2 separate regions of the Mus musculus genome follow, and region 2 is linked to region 1. Evidence: chromatin loops called from intact Hi-C (ENCODE). Cell type or tissue: left cerebral cortex. All regions are shown on one strand.

Region 1 (8,000 bases):
TTACTTACTGGCTTGCTTCCCCTGGCTTGCTCAGCCTGCTCTCTTATAGAACCCAAGACTGCCATCCCAGAGATGGTGCCACCCACAAGGGGCCTTTCCCCTTGATCACTAATTGAGAAAATGCCCCACAGCTGGATCTCATGGAGGTACTTCCCCAACTGAAGCTCCTTTCTCTGTGATAACACCAGCTGTGTCAAGTTGACACATAAAAACCAGCCAGTACAATTGACCCCTTGTCAACTTGACACACAAACACATCACTAGTAAGCCTCAACCCTTAGTTCTTATTCATCCCCAAGATCTAAACAACTTTAAAAGTCCCACAATCCTTTTAAAATATCCAATATCGGGCTGGTGAGATGGCTCAGGAGGTAAGAGCACCCGACTGCTCTTCCAAAGGTCTGAAGTTCAAATCCCAGCAACCACATGGTGGCTCACAACCACCTGTAACAGAGATCTGATGCCCTCTTCTGGTGCGGCTGAAGACAGCTACAGTGTACTTACATATAATAAATAAATAAATCTTAAAAAAAAAATATCCAATATCTTTTAAAATCCAAAGACTTTTTACAATTAAAAGTCTCTTAACTGTGGGATCCACTAAAATATTTTCTTCCTTCAAGAGGGAAAAATGACAGGGCAGTCACAATCAAAAGCAAAAATTAAACTCCAACTGTCCAGTGTCTGGGATCCAACTCATGATCTTCTGGGCTCCTCCAAGGGCTTGGGTCACTTCTCCAGCCATGCCCTTTGTAGCACACACCTTGTCTTTTAGGCTCCAGCTGCCTGTACTCCACTGCTGCTGCTGCTGTTGTTCTTGGTGGTCATCTCATGGTACTGGCATCTCCAAAACGCTGCTGTCTTCCACTGTAACTAGGCTTCACCAAAAGCCTCTCATAGGCTCTCTTCATGGTGCCAAGCCTCAACTCCTTTGCATGACCCCTTCAGTCCTGGGCCATCTATTGCAACTGAGGCTGCACCTTCACCAATGGCCTTCCATGGCCTCTCACAGTGCCGAACCTCAGCTGCTCTGCGTGACACCTTTATGCCTTCAAAACCAGTACCACCTGGGTAACTCTTACACATTACCAAGTCCAGCCACAGCACAAGGTACAACCTTGGCTATCTCTGGAACACAGCCTCTGTGCTCTCAGAAAACACTTCCCAGAAGATGTCACCTCAGTGATGATGGTCTCTTCTTAATCACCGCTAATTTCTTAGCTCCAGCTAACCAGCATCAATAGTCCCAGTAATGCAAAGTTTTTGCTTTAGTAGTTCTGGTATCTTGTTAATCACAGCTGATTCTTCAGCCCCAGCTAACCAGAACCACAGAATCTTCACAATCAAACTAGCAACGGCCCTGAAAAAAAGTCTTTAATCTTCCCTCTGAAATTTCACAAGCCAGGCCTTCATCTTCTGCACTGTTCTCAACATTATCTTCCAAGCTCCTACACAACTTTGACAGAACTCTTAACACCGAATGGATCTTCTGGCCCAAAGTTCTAAAGTCCTTCCACAGTCCTCCCCAAAACATGGTCAGGCTGTCACAGGAATACCCCACTATGCTGGTACCAATTTGTCTTAGTCAGGGTTTCTATTCCTGCACAAACATCATGACCAAGAAGCAAGTTGGGGAGGAAAGGGTTTATTCAGCTTACACTTCCATACTGCTGTTCATCACTGAAGGAAGTCAGGACTGGAATTCAAGCAGGTCAGAAAGCAGGAGCTGATACAGAGGCCATGGAGAGATGTTACTTACTGGCTTGCTTCCCCTGGCTTGCTCAGCCTGCTCGCTCTCTCTCTCTTTTTTTTGAGGCAGAGTTTCTCTGTATAGCCCTGGCTGTCCTGGGACTCACTTTATAGACCAGGCTGGACTCGAACTCAGAAATCCGCCTGCCTCTGCCTCCCGAGTGCTGGTATTAAAGGCGTGCACCACCAAGCCCAGCTCAGCCTGCTCTCTTATAGAACCCAAGACTGCCAGCCCAGAGATGGTCCCACCCACAAGGATACTAATTTCCCCCTTGATCACTAATTGAGAAAATGCCCCACAGCTGGATCTCATGGAGGTACTTCCCCAACTGAAGCTCCTTTCTCTGTGATAACACCAGCCTGTGTCAAGTTGACACACAAAACCAGCCAGTACAGCTGGCCTCAAGTTCTCATCATCCTGCTTTTTATTATTATTATTATTATTTTTAGTTTTGGTTTTTCCAGACAGGGTTTCTCTGTGTAGTCCTGGCTGTCCTGGAACTGGGGTGCGCCACCACTGCCCAACCATCATCCTGCTTTTGCTTCCTGAGTTCTGGGATTGATAATGAAGCTGGCTCCGGGAATTTATTCTTACGTACCTAAGAAAATGAGTTGTTGAAATTATTTCCTAAAATAAAACATTTTATTTGTGGTAGAGATGTTTAATCATCCCAAATTCCTAATAGAGTTAACTCATAGCCATTGAATTCAATTAATTTGAAAGGTATAAAGGTATTTCTAGACTGTGGGGCTTGATGTGTAGCTCAGTAGAGCACTTTCCTGGCAGGTCCAAGGTTCTATTAATCCCTAGCACCAGAAAAACACCAAGGCTTTGTAGGCTAAGGCAAGTAGACTAGGGCTTGCCTGATGTGTCTAAAGCATTTTTGTTTAATCCCTAGAAAACAGACTCATTTCTCACCATCTGTTTTTCCATGTTCAAGAGAATGTCAAGGTTTTATAGTGCTACTCTATACCGTCCCCAATGAGAAGACTGTAAAAAACATTCTCTGATTGTACAAGGAAGGCCAATAGGCAAAGGGTCAAGGCTGTGATATTTAGGGGCTGGAGAGATGACTCAGTGGTTAAGAACACAGAGGTCCTGAGTTCAATTCCCACAACCACATGGTGGCTCTAACCATCTGTAATGGGATATGATGCCCTCTTCTGGTGTGTCTGAAGACAATGTTTTTGTATATATTCATATATAAAATAAATAAATCCTTTAAAAAATATATTGTGATATTTCATTTCTCCTGCAGATCTCCTACTGGCTCCCTCCCTCTCGTCATGCATCTTGCTAATGGACAGACCATGCCTATGTTGCCAGGGCCTCCAGTACAGATGCCTTCTGTTATTTCGGTGAGCTTTGTAGTTGAGCAGCCAAACCTACCAGCACACCGATTCCTCCTTTCCACCTGAATGATCATAACCCCAAGACCCCAGGGATATGTGGGCCTGGACTGTATTAGTTGTGTGTGGCAATGTGCCCAAACTCTTCACTAACCTCTGCCAGTGCAACACTGTGAAGCACTAGACAAAGCTTCATCTGGACAGTTGGCTCCTAGTCAAGGAGTTGATCTTGCCAACCTGCTGACTGGTTGACTTCACTCACCCCATAGCTTCTCCTGCACTGCTTACCCCTTTCCTGAAGATACACTCTCAGTCTTTCCCACAGAAAAGGACTGCAGAATGAGGTTCCTTACTCTGTGGTACTCCTTAGGAAAGATGATTTCCCAGGCTATCCCTGCTTGTCTTGTGAGCAGGTTACACAGAACAGACCCTGACATACCAATCTCAAAAACACTTGATTTGGGGAAAACAAATGCTACCATATCTCCTGGTTTTGATCCTTCTCTTGATTTAGCTGGCCAGACCTGTGTCCATGGTGCCCAACATTCCTGGTATACCTGGCCCACCGGTTAACAACAGTGGCTCCATTTCTCCCTCTGGCCACCCTATGCCGTCAGAAGCCAAAATGGTGAGTATACCCTAGTCTGGAGTACTTCTAATTGTTGGCCTTCTAGAAGAAGTAATAACAGTCTAGATTTTTCAAGTGAACCAAGCAAAGGAACCTTCTGAGGTTTGCATAGCTAAAGATATTCTGCTGTGGGGTTGGAAAAGACCCTGATTTCTAAGTCTCCTGTCCCCACCCTTACAGCCTGGCACAGGCCATGGCACAGGAAGAAGCAGCACAGATTGTTTGGAATGGAACACTTGCTATTTCAGTTCCAGGACAACAGATGGAGGGGGTGAGTGGGCAGGGGAGCTGGCCAAGTGGTGAATAGCTGCGTAACTAGCATCTGGCCAGGTTCCAGGAGAGAGCTTTCATGTGGGACCTATTGCTTCCACAAGCCCCAGTCCCCAGCTGTGCCCAGGATAATAGTCAGGGAACAAGAGTAGGCATTTCAGGGATCCAGGTGGGCACTTTTCTCTTCCTGTCATTTTCTTTTAGTTCCCTGTTAAGAAAAACTTGGGGCAAGAATTTTAATTATAAGATCAGTAATACAATCAGTTCATCCTTCCTATCCTTGACAGAACCTCACTCTTGCCTTCTTAAATAATCTTTCCACATAGAGACTAAAAGCCACGCTGACCCATCAAGTTTCTTCAATCAATGGAGGTTGTGGAATGGTGGTGGGTACTGCAAGCACCATGGTGACTGCCCGTCCAGAGCAAAACCAGATCCTCATCCAGCACCCAGATGCCCCATCCCCTGCCCAGCCACAGGTCAGTTGTGCCCTTGGACGAGCACTGCAGGTGTGCTGCCCCTACTCTTTATGTTATATCTGTTTTTCAAGAATCATGAGATGGGAAAAGAATAAATTTAGCTTTTGGGGTAACCAGCTATTTGGTAGATTGACTACAGCAAAACAAACTATTCATTATCTACCTTCATGTTAGGCATAAATGCAAACAGCTTGAATTATGCAGAGCTTTTGCAGAAGAGGCCTCTGTATCTCCTGCTTATCTGTTAAGTCATAACAAAAAAGTTATCACGGGGCTGATGAGATGGCTCAGTGGTTAAGAGTGCCGACTGCTCTTCCAAAGGTCCTGAGTTCAAATCCCAGCAACCACATGGTGTCTCACAGCCATCTGTAATGAAATCTGATGCCCTCTTCTGGAGTGTCTGAAGACAGTTACAGTGTACTTACATATAATAAATAAATAAATTTAAAAAAAAAACAATCTTTAAAAAAAAAAGTTATCAGTCACCGGATTAGAGTTTATGGCATAAGACTCATAAGAATATATTAGGGGCTAGAGAAATGACTTAGCAGTTCAGATCTGCTCTTCAGATTTGAATTGAACTGCAGAGGTCCTGAGTTCAATTTCACAGCAACCACATGGTGGCTCATAACCATCAATAATGTAGTCTGATGCTCTCTTCTGGTACTCATACATAAATAAATAAATCTTAGGGAAAAAAAGAATATATTGATACTGGGACTGGAGAGATGGCTCAGCAGTTAAGAGCACTGGCTGTTCGTCCAAAGGACCTGAGTTCAGTTCCCAGCATGGCAGCTCACTACTGTCTATAACTGTAGTCCCATGGGATCCCATAACTTATTTTTTTGTTTGTTTGTTTGTTTCTCATTATGGATGGTTGTGAGCCACCATGTGGTTGCTGGGATTTAGACTCATGACCTCTGGAAAAGCAGTCAGTGCTCTTAACCGCTGGCCATCTCACCAGCCCCCATAACTTCTTCTGATGTACATGTAGACAAAACACCCATATACATACATAATTAAATCTTTTTAAAAAAGAATATATTAATACAATATATTGTTATAGTAGTAAAATAGATGGTTCATTAAAAACTAAGAAAACACATACAAAAAAGAACTTTCATTACCAATCCTCTAGTCCCTTTTCATCACAGAGAAATTAAAATAAAAAAAAAATTTTTTTTAAGCCAGAGGAGGACCCAGTTAGTTGCCTAATCTCTTCTCAACAAGGTCTCCATTTTAATACAATTCTTTAGGAACTGAATAGCTCCGGTTCTTGTAATTGTCTCTACTGGACAGGTGACAGCGACCTGAGATTGGTGTCTAGAATTACATTCATTGCCTCGTCTCTGTTTTACTGATGTCACCACCTGCTTCATCAGCTACCACCACATGTCCAGGCATTTCATGGCCATATGCTGCCATAAACCTTGGCCAACAACATGAGCTTTCATTTGTGTGTCTTCTTAGAAGCTGGGGCTTCCCACCATTCTGAGCTGCTCATTCCCCAAAGCCAGCAGCAGTTCTGGACACAGTAGAGCTCTGCCTGAGCTGGGTGGTCTTCCTCTTGGAGAAAGGCTGCAGCGCCCTTGTCAATCACTGCTGAGTTCTTGCTTTCTTTTTTTCTTAGCTTTTCTCATTTGTATTTAGTTTGGAATATTTTAAGGGAGAGATCTCAAACTCATGACCCTCCTGCCTCAGCCTCTTGACAGCTGAGGTTAAGGGCATGTGCCACACTCAGCTGCATTCCTTGAAGAAAGGCTCTTTATACTAGGATCCAAGCAGGGTAGATCTTTAGTTCATTATATGACTTAGAAATTCCCTAATTTATTTCTTTCAAGTGATACTACTAGTCTAAATAAATAAGTAAAATTATGTCTTAGTCACTGGTACTACTGGAGTACAAAGTTCAGTATTGCCTAAAGTAGATTTCCTTTTGTTGGCTTTTGAGATGGGGGTCTCACTATGTAGCTCTAGTTGTCCTAAAACTCACTATGTAGACCAGGCAGGCCTCAAAGTCACATAGATCTGCCTGCCTCTGCCTCTTAAGTGCTGGTATTAAAGGTAAGCACCAGCCAGGCAGTGGTGGTGCACGCCTTTAATCCCAGCACTTGTGGGGGCAGAGGCAGGCGATTTCTGAGTTTGAGGTCAGCCTGGTGTACAGAGTTCCAGGACAGCTAGGGCTACACAGAGAAACCCTGTCTCAAAAAAACCAAAATAATAATGATAATAATAATAATAATAATAATAATAATAATAATAATGATGATGATGTAGGGGCCAGAAAGATGGATTAGTGAGTGGAGATGCTTACCACCAAGCCTGATAACCTGAGTTCCATCTTCCAAATCATATAAAGATGGAAGGAGAGAACTGACTCTACAAACTTGTGCTCTGACCTCTAAACACACCATGGCATACGTATGTACATGTACATATGATGATGATGATAATAATAATAATATAATTTTTTAATTTAAAAAAGAATTACTTTTGGCATTGTTTTATATTCATTTTGTCCCCAGGAACAAGTTGACCTTTCTGCATTTGGTTGACTTTAGCTGCTATCATGAAGTTGACATGCCTTCTCTGTGTATGTGCCAAATAATAGAATGGAAAAATAATTCAAGGTGCTTTAGTGCAAAAAGTTTCAAATGGAGCCTAAAAAAAAAAAAAAAAAAAAAACAAAGACAAAAGGGAGTGATAGTGCACACTTTTGATCTCAGTACTCAGAGGCAGATGGATCTCAATGAGTTCAAGGTCAGCCTCGTCAATAGAGCAAGTTCCAGGACACCCAGGGCTCTATTACACAGAGAAATCCCATTTCAAAAAACCAAGAAAGAAAGAAGGAAGGAAGGAAGGAAGGTAGATGGATGGATGGATGGATGGATGGATGGATGGATGGATGCTAAAGCAGGAGGATTACTTCAAGTGTAAGTCAAGCCAGGGCTACATAGCAAGACTGTTTCAAAGAATAAATAATGTGTAAACCTGCAAATCCCTGTGTGTGGTAGATTGAGGCAGGAGGACTAGGCATTAAAGGCCAGCCTGTGTGACATAGCAAGACACAGTCTTTAAACAAGCACACACTATGCTCTATCGTGTTTGTAAATAAAGTCTTTTTTCTCTATTTGCAAACAACAAAGGTAGAGAGGCTTTGTTGAGGTGGTTAACTACTGATTGTAAATAAAAAGAATAAAACCAGGTGTGGTCCACACCTAGGATCCCAGCACCTGGGAAGTGGATACAAGGGGTCGGGTGTTCAAGGTCATCCTCAACTATGTATGGAGTTTGAAGCCATCCCAGTCTATGTGAGACCTTATCTCAAACAAAACAGGAGGCAGACAATGAGACTGAATAAATGGATAGGCATGGTGGTGCACACATAATTTAATCCTAACCCTGGGGAGGCAGAGTCAAGTGGATCTCTGTGAGGACTAGCCTGGTCTACATAGAAAGTTCCAGGACAGCCAGAGCTATATAGAAACCGTGTCTTAGAGACAGACTTGGGGGGTGGGGGAATA
Region 2 (8,000 bases), 77 kb before region 1:
AGACATTCCAGAAGAGGGAGTCAGATCTCATTATGGATGGTTGTGAGCCACCATGTGGTTGCTGGGATTTGAACTCCGGACCTTCGGAAGAGCAGTCGGGTGCTCTTACCCACTGAGCCATCTCACCAGCCCGCCTCATTTCTTAATTATGAAAATAATGGTATTTTTTAAATACTAGGAGCTGGAGAGATGGCTCATCAGTTAAGAGCACTGGCTGCTCTCCCAGCAGACCCGGGTTCGATTCCTAGCACCCACACAGGAGCTCACAACTCTGTAACTCCAATTCCAGAGAATCTGACACCCTCACAGAGACATACATGTAGGCCAAATATCAATGCACATAAAAGAAAAACAAAGACAAAAACAAACAACCCTCATGTGCTCGATTCAGTAGCACATATACTAAAATTGGAACGATACCTAGAAGATTAGCATGGCCGCTGAGCAAGGATGACATGGAAATCTGTGAAGTGTTCCATAATTAAAAGTAAAGACAAAGCAAAACAAAAACCCCCTCTTTATTTCACTTTTGCTATATAGGGAGAAATCCCTTGGATTCTTCCACCATTGAGAGGATGCCAAGAGGTTAGATAAGATCACTGACAGGAAGTTCAGAAAGCTGAATAACAAAAAAGCTGTGAAGGGAATCAGGTCTGGTGAAGCATGCCTGTAATCCTAGCACTCTGGACAGAGGAAAAGCATTTAGAACACATATTCTAAGTTACCCAGATAGTCAGACCCTGTCTCAAACAAACAAACAAAGAAAAAAAAAAAAAGAAAAAGAAAAAAAGAAGAGAAAAGAAAAGAAAAGAGAAGAAAAGAAAAGAAAAGAAAAGAAAAGAAAAGAAAAGAAAAGAAAAGAAAGACTGTGTTAGGTGTTGATATTTAGCTCAGTGCTGGAGTACAAGGCCCTGGGCTCAGTGCCTAGAACAGAGAAGAAAACAGCTTCAAAGGGGGAACAGAGCCCATTACCACCCCTCCACCCCACCTCACCCCTTCTTCTGCCCTACCCCATACAGCCACACACTGGGCAGAGACTATGGCTACAATATTGCTACTGTTATAAAGAAGAAAACACAACTAGTTAGCTGTCGGGATCCCTGGAATCCCTTGTCAACTCTACTTAAATCTGTTCAATTCTTAAGCTTTTATTTACAGTAACACAAACACAAAAAGTACCATCTTAACCACATAATTTGTGTGTGTTCATGTGTATCACAGACTGGTCTCAAATTCACAGAGACCTGCCTGCCTCTTCTTCAGGATAAGTTTTTCAAATGTAGCTCTTATATTTGATGTTCTCCTGAAAGTCTCAAGGCTGTCTCTTAATAATTCAACTCCTCAGGCTAAAGAGATGGCTCAGCAGTTAAAAGAGGACAGACCATTCTTCCAGAAGACCTTGTTTCTAGTCCCAGCACTGACACTGCAGGTCTCAACCATTTGTAACTTTAGTTTCAGGGTACCTGGTGCCCTCTTCTTGCCTCCACAGGTAGGCATCTGGTATGTAGATGGTATACATTCAGGCCAGACAAGTGGCTCATACTTAATACAAGTACTTAGGTGGAGGCTGACACAGGAAAATGAGTTTCAGGACAGCTTGGCTTCAAAATAAGCCCTGCCTCATTCATAAATAAATAAATAAATAAATAAATAAATAACTTTCTCAAGAGGACTTCTCTCAATACTAGCAATAGTGTTTTTCCCCTCTTAGAGTTGCTTTCGGTCTCATTACCCTGAAAAGCTCTTCACTTTCTGAAGTAAGTATAATTATTGACTTATGACCTATCTCTCCCTCAACCGTAAAATAAAAATTCTGTCAGAGAAATTTTCCACATGACCAGGACAGTGTTGTGTGTGCTTTTGTTTTTGACGTAGTATGTGCTGTTGGTATTTCAATAAAATACTTGCTGGGTAACATATACAAATTTTAAAAAAAAAAATCACTGTGCTGTGGCTTCACACTGAGCTACACTAACAGTCCTACTTTCTCTCTGTAAGTGTGTGTGTGTGTGTTGTTCACAGGTATGGAGGGTTGTCCAAGAGACCAGATGACAACTTCAGGTTTGGTTCCTCAGAGCTATCCCCCTTATTTTTATTGTTTGTTTAACGCGGGATTTCCCACTGGCCCAGAAGGCTAGACTGGTGATCATCCATGGTCTTTTGGGGGTGGGGTGGGGGGTTGTTGAGACAAGGATAGCGCTGGCTGTCCTGGAATTCGCTATGTAGACCAGGCTGGCCTCGAACTCACAGAGATCCGCCTGCCTCCATGTGGCGATTAGAGGCGGGCGCCGCCGCGGTGAGGCTGGAGTTGAACGTACTTCCTCACACTACCATCGTAGCTCACACACAGCACACACCGGGCAGGGGCTTCGGCCAGTGAGGTGCTGTCAAGTGTAAAGCAGAAAGTGCAAGCAGTCACCTGCTCGGATCGACTCTTGCTTAACTTCCTCCACACAACTAATGACCAGCTTGGTGACTGAAGTCCCTCTCTTGGCTCCGCTCCCTTAATTCCCCTTTATCCGAGGGCTGCCTGAGACACTCTCAGTCCCTCCCTGCCTTTGCTTCACCTTCGGACCTCCACAGCTACAGACAGATCGGCAGCGTTAGACGCCAGGGCCGCTCTCCCCGCGCTGCCCACACTTTGCAGCCGAACACGTGCGAGTCGTGTGTACAGCGCTCGCCCAACCTTCCACTCAAGCCACGCTCACAGCAAGCCCCGCCCCTAGGCCCTGGTCCAACTCAGCCCCACGAGTCGCGCCCTCGCCCCCACTTCTCGCGAGAAGTGAACACGCCTGGCCGGACGGGAGGAAAGTATCTGCTCCGCTGAGGGGGGAAAGGAGGAGCAGGAGACAGATTGTGGGACCGAGCGCGGGCGGGCGGGAGGCGCCGGAGCTACCAGCGGGTGAGTCCTGTTAACATTAGCTAGTCCGTGGCCTGACAGGAGTCTCTCCTTCTACTCTGGCCAGTCCCAGCGTCCCGGGCCGGGGTCTCCCCTCCCAGTCTGTTGGACGGGGGCGCTGAGGCGGTGGCCAGGCCTGTCTGAGGAAGAGGGTGGGGCGTAGGCTAAAGACAACCAATAGGAGAGAAGGAAGCCACAATTGGCGGCCATGAGCGCTAATGGGAGATCGCCTTTACCTTGCGGAGTGCCGCCCTCTTCTCTTCTCCCGCCTCCTTCCTTTTGGAGGAAGGCGGGGCCAGAGGACTGAAGTGTGGGGAGAACTTGGGGTAAGTAGCCCCGGGGGGCACAGGGCGTGGCGAGGAAAGGGGGGTTGAATCCTGAGGGAAGCGAAGTCTAGTGGAAGTCTAATGGAGGGATCTTGGAGTGGAAGATAGAGGAGGACTGCTAAACTAGGTTGAAGACTCAAAAGATTTCCCAAAAAGTGGGTTTAGGGCTTGGCACTGCAGAAGGCAGAGGTAAATAGGCAGGAGGTAGGTTTGGGTGACGAGAGCCTGGCTCAGGTGAAAGCACGCGTTGTGTGGTCGAAGTGGAGCATTGGGAAACGGGGGTCCTGGCGTTTCGATTGAATTCAGAAGAATCTGAGCAAGAGACACGGTGTCAGAAAGTATGGATCTGGACAGATTAAGTGGATGAGTTTAGGAGGACATGTGAGTGGGTTGGGTTGCTAGAAGGCATCGCTTCGGTGATAATATGGAAATCCAGAGGGTAAGGGGGGATATTTGGAGAAGAGACAGCGACTGACATACAGTCTGGTTCTTTCTTCAGTCGGGAGACCGCCAGGATACTGCTTAGTGTTTTTTGGTGGATATGGCACCCAGACTGGTGACCAGCCAGCCAAAATGCTGGCCCGGGGGTTGAGAAGAAGAAAAGTAGGGCGCTACTCTGATTGTCATTTTTCCAGTGTTCCACTTTCCAAGTTTCATTTCTTTCAGAACACAGGGATGTGGGCCTGGGACTTCGCAGTCCAAGTTGGAGACCCGTTGGGACTTCTATGTTGCTCTGAAATGCTTATTATGTGCACTCACTGGGGTGTTTACTACCCAGGGCACCTCCTACCCAGATTCCCGTGTTACTACTTTCCTAACTTTGTTTTCTGCTTAGCAGAGGGTGTTTTAATATCTCTCAGGGTTCATATGAAGTATAGGTTTGTGGAGATGTGCAGGTTTTTTTTTTTTTTTAATTTCAGCAAACTCATTTGTTTCCTATGTTTAAAATTTTTTCAGCAGTATAATTTCTGAAGAAACTATAGGTACTCTAAACACTAACAAATAAATTTTGTTTCCTTAAATGTGAATTTTCCCTTTCGTTCATTAAGAGTTATTTAATGGATGATTGAACTTAATCTTAATTATCTTGTATATTTTCTTGTTTATTAATTGGGGCAGTGTTTCATATAGCCCAAGTACACCTCAGACTGAGATAACTGAGGGTGACCATGATCCTCCACCCACCTCCCAAGTGCTGGGATAATAGGTGTGTACCACCATATCCAGTTTATGTAGTACTAGGGTTCTCAGGGTCTTATACATGGTAGGTAAGAACTCTGCCATGTGAGCTACAGTCTTTAGCCCTTGTGTGTGTGTGTGTGTGTGTCTGTGGTTTATGTAGTGTGTCATGTAGCCCATACTAGCTTTGAACTCATTTTTAAATTTCTGATCCTTCTATCTCCACGTACCAAGGGTTGATACAAGCATTCGCTTCCATGCCCAGTTTATCAGTTTATGTGGCGCTGGGGATTGAACCTAGGGCTTTGTGCATGCACTGTACCCATTGAGCTTTATCCCCAGTCCACTTTTTATATTTTGAGTGGTGTGAGTGAAATAGACTCATAGTTCAGGAAATTGAACATTTTCTCATGTTTTCTTTGCATCCAGATTTACAAAAAAGAGCTATCATAGTATTTTAGGACAAGGGTTGAGGAACTCAAACACAATTTGTTTTTAAGCATGGGGGATGTAAAGTAAGTGGAAGCTATTGCGAAACTCAACATGACTGTAAGAAAAGAAGCTAAAGAAAAGGTTGGCAGCCATACGAAGTAGTCTTACCAGTTTGTTCTTAATTCTGTACAGAAAAGGGACAGGACATTGCCCTTTGTTTAGTAGTTGTATATCACTTAATAGTGAGTTAAGACTCAAACAGCTAATTAATAACTTTCTTTGCATAGGTTATATTCCTTCTACCGCCCCCCACCACCACCTTTTGGCATTTGTGCATGCATGAGTGTGTGAGTGTGTGTGTTGTAGGGATTTATAGTGGTACTTAAGTTAGAGCTTGTGCATGCCAGGAGAGCATTCTACCAGTGAGTTATAACCCTACCTCTTTTATTTTTGAGAATTGAAGTACTACTAAAGAAAAAACACAGATCATGTGGTTTTGTATTAACCCCTGTTCTTCAGCAGCCAGTTGAAGTGTTTCTCCTTGGCTAGAAATTGTCCCTATATAAACACTGAGACTGATCAACTACCAAACCTTTACTATTAGCTACTGAATTGGGTTTCAACTGGGAGCATTTGCTACTGAACAGTAGCAAATTTTCTAGGCAGTAGTCTTCCCCTCCCCCATCCAAAAAAAAAAAATCAGTGAGAGAACAAAGTCCCTTGTTTTGATCTTCCAATCTAAAACTTGTGATGGCTTTAACTTGAAAATTCTTAAGTACAATGCTTGTTTCTCCTCTCTTGGGCAGTATTCCCACCTGACCAAAAGATGGATATTGGGGTCTAGATATGTAGCTGAGTAGGAAGAATGCTTGCTTAGCATGTGTGAACCCTGTTACTACATAAAACTGGACATGATGGTGCACACCTGTAATCTTAGCACTGGAGAAGTGGAGGCAGGGACCAAGACCATTCTTGTCTACGTGGGCAGTATGAGTCCAGCTTAGGCAGCATGGGACTGTGTCTCAAGAGAGAAACAAGAAGAAAAACAATTCATTGGAAAGTTTGTTAGTTGATAGTAAATTTGTTAAAAGTTTTCACTTAAATTTAATGTCACACTAGTCAGCAACATTGAGGGTCACTTACAAGGGCTAGAATGCTAATGTTACTGTATCTTGTCCTTTTTTCCTTTCCTAACTCTTAACCAAAACAGAGTTATATTTTCAATCAGTTCTTACACAGATCTACCTGGCTGGTCTGTCTGATTGCAGCTGCTCTGAAACTCTCGGAAGATTGTGTTGTTCATGTTAAGTTGTCCTGGGCTGTGGTGGGAAGAGGCAGTGTTGCCACTGTCTCCTATCCAGACCTGATAAGGAGGTGTTTTTTCCTTACAAGGAAATTTTAGGTAGGGCAAGTAGCACTGTCTTTCGAGTGTTTAATCAAGACAACTCTCTTCTTGGGACAGACTGGAATATAATTGCCCCTGTTCCTTGATGGTGGACATGAAAGTGCATATTTTGTTTCTTTGAGAAAAACAAATGAGGCATTTGTTAAAAAGAAAAATGTGTAATTATTTTTTAAATGTTAACTTTTTTGATGTTTGGTTTTTTTTTTTTTTTTTAAATGTTTTAGAGTTCATGAAAAAGTCTTACTCTAACTTTAAAAACATGTCAAAGATTGGCTGGCAAGATGGCTCAGAGAGTAAAGTGCTTGCTGCCTAAGTATGCAAGTCTGATGGCCTGAGTTCAATTCTCAACCCTAACCTTAAGATAAGGCAGAAGGAGAAAAATGACTCCACATAGTTGTCCTCTGACATCTGTGTGTGTGCTGTGTCACTTGTGCCACAGCACATGCACACATCATACATATGGATACACAATAATAAATACATATAAAATGTCCAAACAACAATATTTATTTATTTATTTATTTATTTGGTTTTTCAAGACAGGGTTTCTCTGTGTAGACCTGGCTGTCCTGGAACTCACTCTGTAGACCAGGCTGGCCTCGAACTCAGAAATCTGCCTACCTCTGCCTTCCAAGTGCTGGGATTAAAGGCGTGCACCACCACCCGGCCAAACAACACTTTTTTTATTTTTATTTTTTAAATTTAATTTTATCTACATTGGTGTTCTACCTCCAAGTATGTCTGTGTGAGGGTGTCATATGCCCTGGAACTGGAATTATAGACAGTTGTGAACTGCCATGTGGGTGCTGGGAACTGAACTTAGGTCCTTTGGAAGCACAGACGGTACTCTTAACTGCTGAGCCATCTCTCCAGCCCCAAAGCAACCATTTCTAAGCTTCTCTGATATGTCTTTCTCCTTAATAGATTTGTTAGATAATAATTGTATTCATATGTGAAAACATATTGTTTTAGAAATCCTTAACAGATGATCTCCATATTTTTAATTTTTTTGTGTATTTGGTGGAGCATATGTGTACGTGGTAGGGATGTGTGCACAAAGGCCAGAAGAGGGCACTGAGTGTCTGTTCTATTAAGCTTTCTTCTTTATTCCATAGAATGGGTCTCTCACTGAGCCTGGAGATCACCAATTAATTGGCTAAACTGAGTGGCCAGTGAGCTCCAGGAGTCTGACTGTTTTTTCAGTGCTGGCATTCTAGAGGCATCCTCCACAACCAGGCCTTTTAAATAGGTGCTGATGGCCTGAACTCAGATCTTAATGCTTGCCTAGAAGGGACTTCATCAGCTGATCCAGCTTCTCAGCTCTGTGCCTTTTCTTTCTTTCTTTTTAATGGTTTGGCCTTAATACATTTTATTGGGGGTGGGAACGGAAGAGGTATGTGCATATACATGCCATGGCATGTGTGTGGAGACCAGAGGACAGCTTTGAGAAATGTGCTCTCTTTCTACCTTTACATGAGTTTTGGGGATTAAACTCAGGTCATCAGGTCTAACCAGCAAGTGTTTGCATTAGCTGACCCATTCTTTGGTCCTTTTGGCTTTTCATTTGTTCATTTGTTGATTTTCTTGAGAAAAGGTCTTGTAAAGCCTAGGATAGCCTTAAATACACTATTTAGATGAAGATGACCTCAAGATTACTGTTATTTTATTTGTTGAGGCAGGATCTCTCAACATAACCCTGGCAGTCCTGGAATTTAGTATGCTGACCAAGCTGGTCTCGAACACTCAGAGATCTGACTGC

Evidence for each region. Hi-C counts contacts between places; a loop is a spot of excess contacts. Peaks named below come from ENCODE experiments on the same cell type or tissue, not always from the same donor. Only the 100,000 strongest peaks of a DNase experiment are listed, where the experiment ranks them.
Region 2: a loop joins it to region 1, with 4 times the contacts of the local background. A loop is called at or near these places in 2 of 42 quality-filtered maps.

What each region holds. Positions count from the first base shown.
Region 1 is chr15:102,542,881-102,550,880 of GRCm38, reverse strand. It overlaps Atf7 (activating transcription factor 7), which reads left to right. Exons shown (of 12, transcript NM_001310067.1): 7 at 3,009-3,108; 8 at 3,614-3,727; 9 at 4,324-4,476. Among named protein-coding and RNA genes, the nearest start is that of Npff, 22 kb to the right of the region's middle. In left cerebral cortex, a CTCF peak has its summit at 469 (motif pointing left); DNase peaks (open chromatin) are centred at 3,310, 3,994 and 5,896; H3K27ac peaks cover 2,045 bases.
Region 2 is chr15:102,620,264-102,628,263 of GRCm38, reverse strand. It overlaps Atf7 (activating transcription factor 7), which reads left to right and starts at 2,800. Exons shown (of 12, transcript NM_001310067.1): 1 at 2,800-2,902. It overlaps Gm25141 (a small nuclear RNA gene), which reads left to right and starts at 379; the gene lies at 379-485. In left cerebral cortex, a CTCF peak has its summit at 7,266 (motif pointing right); DNase peaks (open chromatin) are centred at 2,777, 3,058 and 3,738; H3K4me3 peaks cover 2,140 bases; H3K27ac peaks cover 1,825 bases.